2 separate regions of the Homo sapiens genome follow, and region 2 is linked to region 1. A link is an interaction called in ENCODE POLR2A ChIA-PET data of the cell type or tissue named here. Cell type or tissue: Caco-2. All regions are shown on one strand. Each heading gives the region's core, and the rest is flanking DNA. Links, peaks and the distances in the headings are about the cores only.

Region 1 (4,379 bases), core at 230-4,229:
GCTGGGATTACAGGCGTGCGCCACCACGCCCAGCCCCTATCCCCATCTTTAGTCTCATCCTTCAATTCTCTTCTCTTCTTTGTCCCCATTTCCATATTCTGCCGCAACCTTAACTCCACATCCACCTCCGCTTCCAGCCTTATTCCTGGCTTTCACCCTACCCCCATCTGTAACCCCAACTACTCCTCTTCCCTCCTCCTCTGGCAGATCCACTCCTCCATCTCTCTAGCCCTGAGGGGAGCCAAGATCTTGTCTGAAAATGTCGACTGCCATGTCGTTCCATTCTCCCTATTTGGCAAGAGCTTCATCCGACGCTGCCACCTCTCTTCAGACAGCTTCATCCAGATCGCCTTGCAACTGGCCCACTTCCGGGTCAGTTGGGTTCCCCATCCACAGCCCCCGCAGGGTCTCAGTCCACCTGAGCCCCCAAGACCTGCCCCTCCACGGTTCCTTGTGGTCGCTGCCATTGTGGGTCGGCCATCTTGAATTCTCTCTTCCAACCATTCTTGGGCTGGCTGGAGGAGGCTGGAGGTCTGGACAGAGATAGGTCAAGTCTGTAAGATCTCCTGAGCCCAGCTGACAGACTCCTCTTCTCCTCCCTGTCCCCCAGGACAGGGGTCAATTCTGCCTGACTTATGAGTCGGCCATGACTCGCTTATTCCTGGAAGGCCGGACGGAGACGGTGCGGTCTTGCACGAGGGAGGCCTGCAACTTTGTCAGGGCCATGGAGGACAAAGAGAAGACGGTGGGTGCAGCCCTCGCTTGAGGCTTCAGTTATTTCTGTGTACTCACTCATCCACTTGCAAACGTTGATGGGACCTACTGAAGCCAGCCTCCACGAGGAGCACAAGGGACAAGGGATGAATCGGACCTGGCCTCTGACTTCAAAGAGCTCACTGATGGGGGGAGACAGCCCAGCATAGTGTGATATCTGCTTTCATGGTGGTCTCACAGGGCACTGGGGGTGCACCCAAGAAGGAACCCCATTTCTTTTTTTTTGAGATGGAGTCTTGCTCTGTTGCCCAGGCTGGAGTGCAGTGGCACAATCTCGGCTTACTGCAACCTCTGCCTCTCAGGTTCAAGCGATTCTCATGCCTCAGCCTCCTGAGTAGCTGGAATTATAGGCACCCGCCACCATGCCCAGCTAATTTTTTTTTTTTTTTTTTGTATTTTTAGTAGAGACGGGGTTTCACCATGTTGGCCAGGCTGGTCTCGAACTCCTGACCTCAGGTGATCTCCCTGCCTCGGCCTCCCAAAGTGCTGGGATTACAGGCGTGAGCCAATGCACCTGGCTGGAACTCCATTTTTACAACGTAACTCTGCCCATTTAACCTCTTTGTGACTTGTGACCTTCCTTTGCACCCCTGTACCCTCTCTGCCCAGATCCCACCTGCCCTGCACCTCTTCTCCCTTGCCCTACACCTAGCCCCGCACCTACAAGGTATTGTGGTTCCATGGAAGGAGTTTGGACTCTGGGGCCAGACACACCTAGGAACCCGCCTGGCTCTCCCTGGCTGTGTGAACCTGGCCAAATGATTTCCCCTCTCTAAGCCTCAGTTCCCCATCTGTAAAATGGGGTTGATATTCCCACCTTGCAGGGATGTGGCAAACTCAGTTGAGGCCAGATGTGCCGCAGGCCCAGCCCTAAGTCGACTTCCTGTCTTTCCATGACCTGTGACCTCCCTGGGGACTGCAGGACCCACAGTGCCTCGCCCTGTTCCGCGTGGCAGTGGACAAGCACCAGGCTCTGCTGAAGGCAGCCATGAGCGGGCAGGGAGTTGACCGCCACCTGTTTGCGCTGTACATCGTGTCCCGATTCCTCCACCTGCAGTCGCCCTTCCTGACCCAGGTTGGGGCACAGGGAAAGGGTTAGAGAGGGAAGTGGGAGACCATGGAAGAAGGGAGAGGTTTCAGGGAAGGAGGGTGATGTTGAAAAAGGACCCATCAAGGCCGGGCACGGTGGCTCACGCCTGTAATCCCAGCAGTTTGGGAAGCCGAGGCAGGCGGATCACTTGAGGTCAAGAGTTCGAGACCAGCCTGGCCAACTTGGCGAAACCCTGTCTCTACTAAAAATACAAAAATTAGCTGGGTATGGTGACAGGCACCTGTAATCCCAGCTACTTGGGAGGGCTGAGGCAATAGAATCCCTTGAACCCGGGAGGCGGAGGCTGTAGTGAGCTGAGATCGCACCACTGCACTCCAGCCTGGACGACAGAGCAAGACTCTGTCTCAAAAAAAAAAAAAAAAGGAGGGTGATGTTGAGAAAGGATGCGTCAGCAGAGAAGTCAGTTGTGGGGGGGCGGCAAGGCAGAAGGCGGAGAGGCAACGGGACAACGGGAGCAGACAAAAGGGGAGAGGGTCAGTGGGGTGGGGATAAGAGGAAAGGGCGTGGTCAGAGGAGGGGCGTGGTCCGAGGGAGAAGAGGAGAGGGACGTGGGTGTGGGTGGTGAGACGAGTGAGGGGCGTGGCCAGATAGGGCGTGGTCAGGAGAAGGGCGTGGTTAGGGAGAAGGAGGCCCGGATTTACGGGTAAAAAAAAAGCCAGGGATGCAGGGAGTGAAGTGGAGCCAAGGGCCGGAACTGCAGATCTCTGTCCTGCACATGTGATGGGCTCCTGTCCTCAGGTCCATTCGGAGCAGTGGCAGCTGTCCACCAGCCAGATCCCTGTTCAGCAAATGCATCTGTTTGACGTCCACAATTACCCGGACTATGTTTCCTCAGGCGGTGGATTCGGGCCTGTGAGTGGAGCTGGGCGCGCTGGCCCCCAGAGGAAAGAGGGGGCTGGGGGGCCTGCACTCCTGCATAGTGGGGGTGGAGGGGACCGGAGCTATTTTCTTCCCTTCACTCTTTCCGTCTCCAGGCTGATGACCATGGTTATGGTGTTTCTTATATCTTCATGGGGGATGGCATGATCACCTTCCACATCTCCAGCAAAAAATCAAGCACAAAAACGGTGAGACAAACGTGTATACCCACCAACTCCCTCTTTCCTCAGGAACCAGGAGTCTGGGCCCCCAGCCCCTCCTCCCTCAGACCCAGGATTCCAGGCCCCAGCCCCTCCTCCCTCAGACCCAGGAGTCCAGGCCCCCAGCCCCTCCTCCCTCAGACCCGGGAGTCCAGGCCCCCAGCCCCTCCTCCCTCAGACCCGGGAGTCCAGGCCCCCAGCCCCTCCTCCCTCAGACTCGGGAGTCCAGGCCCCAGCTCCTCCTCCCTCAGACTCAGGAATCCAGGCCCTTAGCCCTCTTGTTTCTCAGCCTCCAGGATCCCATCTCCCAGCTTCCCCTGGCTCTGACCTGTTCTCCTTCCAGGATTCCCACAGGCTGGGGCAGCACATTGAGGACGCACTGCTGGATGTGGCCTCCCTGTTCCAGGCGGGACAGCATTTTAAGCGCCGGTTCAGAGGGTCAGGGAAGGAGAACTCCAGGCACAGGTGTGGATTTCTCTCCCGCCAGACTGGGGCCTCCAAGGCCTCAATGACATCCACCGACTTCTGACTCCTTCCAGCAGGCAGCTGGCCTCTCCAAGGAATAAGGGTGAAATTGCCACAGCTGGCTGACACAGGACAGGGGCAACTGGTTTGGCAACCCCACATCCAGGCCAATAAAGATGTGTGAGCTGGGTGTGTGGTGTCTGCTATGCTCTTGGGCAGGGCAGGGGTAGAAGAGGTAAGGACCAGGGTGGAGGAGGACAGAAGCTCCCATCCATTCCCAGGCCCAGCCAGGGATTCCCAGTTGCAGTCACAGCTTCAACCACAGCCCGCAACACCTGCCCAGTGTACTTCATTTCCAGCTTCACTCATACCAAACCCAACCCTCCAAGGCCAGTGCCAATCAAACACAACCTCACAAGTTCTCCTGAGCCTAATTCCTGCTGCCCCAACACCACTGTCCACCTCAAATCCATCTCCAGGCCGGGCGCGGTGGCTCATGTCTGTAATCCCAGAACTTTGGGAGGCCAAGGTGGGCGGATCATGAGGTCAGGAGATCAAGACCTTCCTGGCGAACACTGTGAAACCCCGTCTCTATTAAAAATACAAAAAAATTAGCCGGGCATGGTGGCGAGCACCTGTAGTCCCAGCTACTCGGGAGGCTGAGGCAGGAGAATGGCATGAACCCGGGAGGCGGAGCTTGCAGTGAGAAGAAATCGTGCCATTGCACCCCAGCCTGGGGGACACAGCAAGACTCTGTCTCAAAAAAAAAAAAAAAATCCATCTCCAAACCTAAAGATCCAGCCACCCCAATTGACAATCCCCAAACGAACCCACGAAAATTTTTATTACCCAACCCCAACTCCAGCCATTTCTTTTTCTTTTTCTTTTTTTGAGAGAGAGTCTTGTTCTGTCACCCAGGCTGGAGTGCAGTGGTGCAATCTTGGCTCACT
Region 2 (4,379 bases), core at 1-4,000, 200 kb after region 1:
CCAAGTGATCCTCCCACCTCAGCCTCCCAGAGTAGCTAGGACTACAGGTGCATGCCACCATGCGTGGATAATCTTTTTTATTTTTTGTGGAAATGGGATCTCACTCTGTTGCCCTGGTCTTCAACTCCTGGGCTCAAGCGATCCTCCCTCTTTGTCCTCTCAAAGTGCCAGGACTACAGGCGTGAGCCCTAAAGATGATCAGCAGTATCCTTAGAAGACGGATTTGACTGACTGGAGAAGGGAAGAAAGCTTGTGGTGACACGAGCAGACTGGAGTGATGCGCTTTGGAATCTGAAGATGTGAGAAAGCCAGGAGCCAAGGAAGGCAGAAGCAGCTCTAAAAGCTGGAAATGGAAAGAGGGAGGCCCTGTCTCAAAAAAACAAAAGAATAATCAAAGTCAAGACTGAGAAGCCAAGTGCCTGACCCAGAGAAACACCCACGAGGTCTGTTTCCTCTTCCCTCTCTCCAGGCCAGTTTTTAAATTGCTTGGTGTCTGTCCTCAGGAAATCCCCTTCCAGCTTGAGTAAGAGGCAACCTATCTCACTACCCCCACCCCTTCCACTGCACCCTTCTGCTTCCTCACAGGCCCCTAAGTTTTGTTTCGTCTGCTCCTCCTTCTCCACACAGCCAAGCAAGCCTGGGGAGATGACCCCAGGGCCAGCTGCACACGCTCTGCCTTGTCTAAGCCAGTAGATCTCAATGGGCGTCCATCACTACTGACTGGGAGCATTCAAAATACACAAGGCTGTTAGCTCCACTAAGCCAGTCTCTCCGGGGCTGGGATGCTGTGGCCCTGGCATTTTCATAAAGCTTTCCTGGGGGATTCTGAGAAAGGTCTCTTCAAGAGGCCACGGCAAGTGCCTGAGCCCCCAGGACTGCTGGGGCCTGGCCCGGCCTACATCCATTCCTCCCGTTGTGGGACAGAACAAAAGTCCTCACTGCTGAGCCACCTCAAGCCGGTGTGTTGTTACTGGCAGCTAAAGGCATCTGAGCAGCTACACCTACACATCTCAGTTCTCAAGAACTCAGCTTAAAAAAGCTTTTGCTATTAATAAGTTGTAGCTAAAATTTCCAAGAAGAGCATTTATAAAAAGCTCTTTGCAACTATGAAAAAACTACAAGGAAAACAATCTTCTATGGGGACTTGTCTGGCTTAACAGTTCACCTTTTTTTTTTTTTTTTTTTTGAGACGGGAGTCTCGCTCTGTTGCCCAGGCTGGAGTGGAATGGCATGATCTCGGCTCACTGCAACCTCCGCTTCCCGGGTTCAAGCGATTCTCTCGCCTCAGCTTCCAAGTAGCTGGGATTACAGGCGCATGCCACCACGCCCGGCTAATTTTTGTATTTTTAGTAGAGATGGGGTTTCTCCATGTTGGCCAGGCTGGTCTTGAACTCCTGACCTCAGGTGATCCGCTTGCCTCGGCCTCCCAAAGTGTTGGGATTACAGGCATGAGCCACTGCGCCCGGCCAACAGTTCACCATTTATTAAGTGCCACATTGGTTTCCAATACTCAGGTGCCAGGGATCTATTCACAATGGTGAACCCATACTGATCCAGCCCTGATCCACGCAGTTTAGATATGGCCAGGTGAGGTGGCTCACGCCTGTAATCCCAGCACTTTGGGAGGCTGAGGTGGGGGGATCGCTTGAGCCCAGGAACTCGAGAACAGCCTGGCCAACATAGCGAGATGCTGTCTCTACACAAAAAACACAAAAATGAGTTGGCCGTGGTGGCAGGCGCCTGTAGTCGCAGCTACCTGGGAGGCTGAGATGGGAGGATCACTGGAGCCCAGGGAGGTGGAGGCTGCAGTGAGCTGTGATTGTGCCACTCACTCCAGCCTGGGCAACAGAGTGAGACCCCATCTAAAAAAGAAAGAAAGGAGACCTACCATTACTCACCGTTTCCTCAAAGCAAACTTTGGGGCAGATCCACTTGACAAATGAGGAAAGTGAAGCCCAGAGTGGCTGGTTAAGCCACGGTCCCTGCCCTCAAGGCAGCCAGAGTCAAATGTCAGCTCTACAACCAGGGCTCAGGGCAGGCACAGGGCCGGGCCACATGCTGTGGGAGCAGGTTCCAGGGAGAAGCTGAGCGTTGCAGATGCAGCATCAGCCAGGGAAAGGATGGCGGGGGAGAGGCGCCGTCCACGCGGGAGGAAAGGCCTGTGTGAAGACAGGGAGGCCCACACAGCAGACATGCCTCTGGGTGCTAAGTGATCTGGTGCTTCTGAAGGGAGATGTTTATGTGTGAAGGAGTGACTTGGCAAGCCTGGGCTGTTCAAATCTGCACATTCCAAAGAGAGAAAATGGCCCTTGACCAGCTCCAGGAGAATCTCTATGTTCTTGAAATGTGCTGCCAGATAAGAGCGCCTTTGTTTACCTGGGGCCCCAGGCCACTCTAGAGAGTCCATGTTGACGCTGTGACCTAGAGTGGGGGCTTTGGGTCATACAGTATCAGCACGACCTCTGGAGGGGCTGGAGTCAGCAGACCTCAGTTCAGCCACACGGGTGCGCCATGTCCTCCCCACAACCCGGGCCGCCACTGCTCCGTAAGCGTTACCACACGCTGTTGCAGGGAGAACTGAGCACTGTCCGCGGGACTCTCTCTACCTGCAGAGGAGAGCTGGAAGCTCGTGCCTGGTCTCCCTTGGGGCTTTTGCATCTCTCCCCTTTGCTGTTTTCAGTCTGTATCATTTCTCCATAATAAACCGTGACCGTGACTGTGAGTAGAAAGCTTTGCTGAGCTCTGTGAGTCTTAGCTCATCACTGAGCCGCAGGGTGGTCTTGGGGACTGTGGGCCACGTGACAGGCGGGAGAATCTGGCAGACCCATACATACCATGCTAACGGTTCGGGCGTTATATTGAGGGAGCCACAGGCGGACTTTATGGGTGTGGGGGATGAACCGTAGGGGTAGAGGCTGGAGGCCAGGTGGCTTAGAGAAGACTGGGAGAAGGTCCAGGCCAAGAGCCTGAGGCCCGAACTGGAACTCAGAGAGGACAGCATCACAATTTGAGCAAAGTGTTAAATTTGCACCAAAACCACAGGGTCTGTCCAGGTTAACAGTGACAGGCCAGGCATGATGGCTCACACCTGTAATCCCAGTACTTTCGGAGGCCAAGGCAGGAGGATTGCTTAAGCCCAGGAGTTTGAGGCAAAAAACAAAAAACAAAAAGCCACAAATACTAGAACTTGGGAAGTTTCTCACAAATGCAAACTATTACGAGCTCTGATCCCGGAATTACCACATTTGCCAAAGGGGAGAGTTTCCTTACCAAAGAAGCTGATGGTGCTGGTGGCGGTGGAGGAAGCAGGGAGGAACCCAAACTGAGGGAGTGTTGCATTTCCAGGGAAAGGAGGAGGGTATGCCTGGGCCTGTGCTCAGGGCTGGGTGGCTGTGACCATCTGTAGTTCACCCAGGCAGGACACAGCTCCAGAGAAGCGCTGCCTTGAGGTCACCAAGGAAAGTGCTGGCAGAGCCGCCAGTCCCTTCCCTTCCTGCCTGCCTGCCCCAACATTTACCCTTGAGTTTCAAACAACACGGCCGCCTTCACAGCCCTGGGAACCCGGAGGAAGACCCGCTTGGGATTCAGATGCGGAATCATCTGAATTCAGGTGGGCATATCCCACCCCCATCTGTGAGAACCAGGGTTCTTTGCTGTCACCCCAGCCTTCGGTCAGCTCTACTACCTTACCTCCATCTGTGATTCTTGTGCCACTCCAAGTCCCAGTTTTTTTTTTTTTTTTTTTTTTTTTTTTTTTGAGATGGAGTCTTGCTCTGCCACCCAGGCTGGAGTGTGGTGGTGCGATCTTGGCTCACTACAACCTCCGCCTCCCGGGTTCAAGCAATTCTCCCACCTCAGCCTCCCGAGTAGCTGGGATTACAGGCGTGCACCACCATGCCCAGCTAATTTTTGTATTTTTAGTAGAGACGGGGTTTCACCATGTTAGCCGGGCTGGTCTTGAACTCCTGACCTCAGGTGATCTGCCCACCTTGGCCTCCTAAAGTGCTGTGATTACAGGAGTGAGCCACTGTGCCCGGCCCCCAACCCCTTTCCTTAGATGCCTGGGACAGGAGTCTGTGCCTGGGAAAGAATACAGGAGACCTCAGCTTTGGACCAAAAGGAAAGGAAGAATTAGGAAGGATGTGTGCTATGTGTGTGGGGGGGTAGACAGAAAAACGGCCCCCAAACATGCCCACACTCTGATCCAGGACCCTGTCAATGTGACCTTACATGGCAAAGGGACTTTGCAGATGTGATGAAGATAAAGAGGTTACCCTGGCTTATCCACGTGAGCCCCAGGTGACCACAGGGGTTCTTCAGGGAGGCAGGAGTCAGAGGGAGATGTGCCTATGGAAGAATGGACTGAGAGACACTGTGCT

The links. ChIA-PET counts read pairs that join two places held together with the same protein. Peaks named below come from ENCODE experiments on the same cell type or tissue, not always from the same donor. Only the 100,000 strongest peaks of a DNase experiment are listed, where the experiment ranks them.
Region 2: POLR2A ChIA-PET joins it to region 1 with 5 read pairs; 5 of 35 experiments call an interaction of 5 or more read pairs at or near these places.

Annotation. Positions count from the first base shown.
Region 1 is chr19:49,710,113-49,714,491 of GRCh38, forward strand. CPT1C (carnitine palmitoyltransferase 1C) reads left to right here. Exons shown (of 20, transcript NM_001199753.2): 15 at 208-372; 16 at 611-745; 17 at 1,697-1,849; 18 at 2,624-2,737; 19 at 2,860-2,952; 20 at 3,308-3,619. The coding sequence ends at 3,493. Among named protein-coding and RNA genes, the nearest start is that of CPT1C, 21 kb to the left of the region's middle. In Caco-2, for the core only: no CTCF peak of the experiment used is centred there; DNase peaks (open chromatin) are centred at 2,469 and 3,539.
Region 2 is chr19:49,911,001-49,915,379 of GRCh38, forward strand. All of the region lies in intron 2 of NUP62 (nucleoporin 62), which reads right to left. It also overlaps a transcript of IL4I1 not described here. Among named protein-coding and RNA genes, the nearest start is that of ATF5, 16 kb to the right of the region's middle. RefSeq lists enhancers at 462-771, 1,420-2,271. In Caco-2, for the core only: no CTCF peak of the experiment used is centred there; a DNase peak (open chromatin) is centred at 2,421.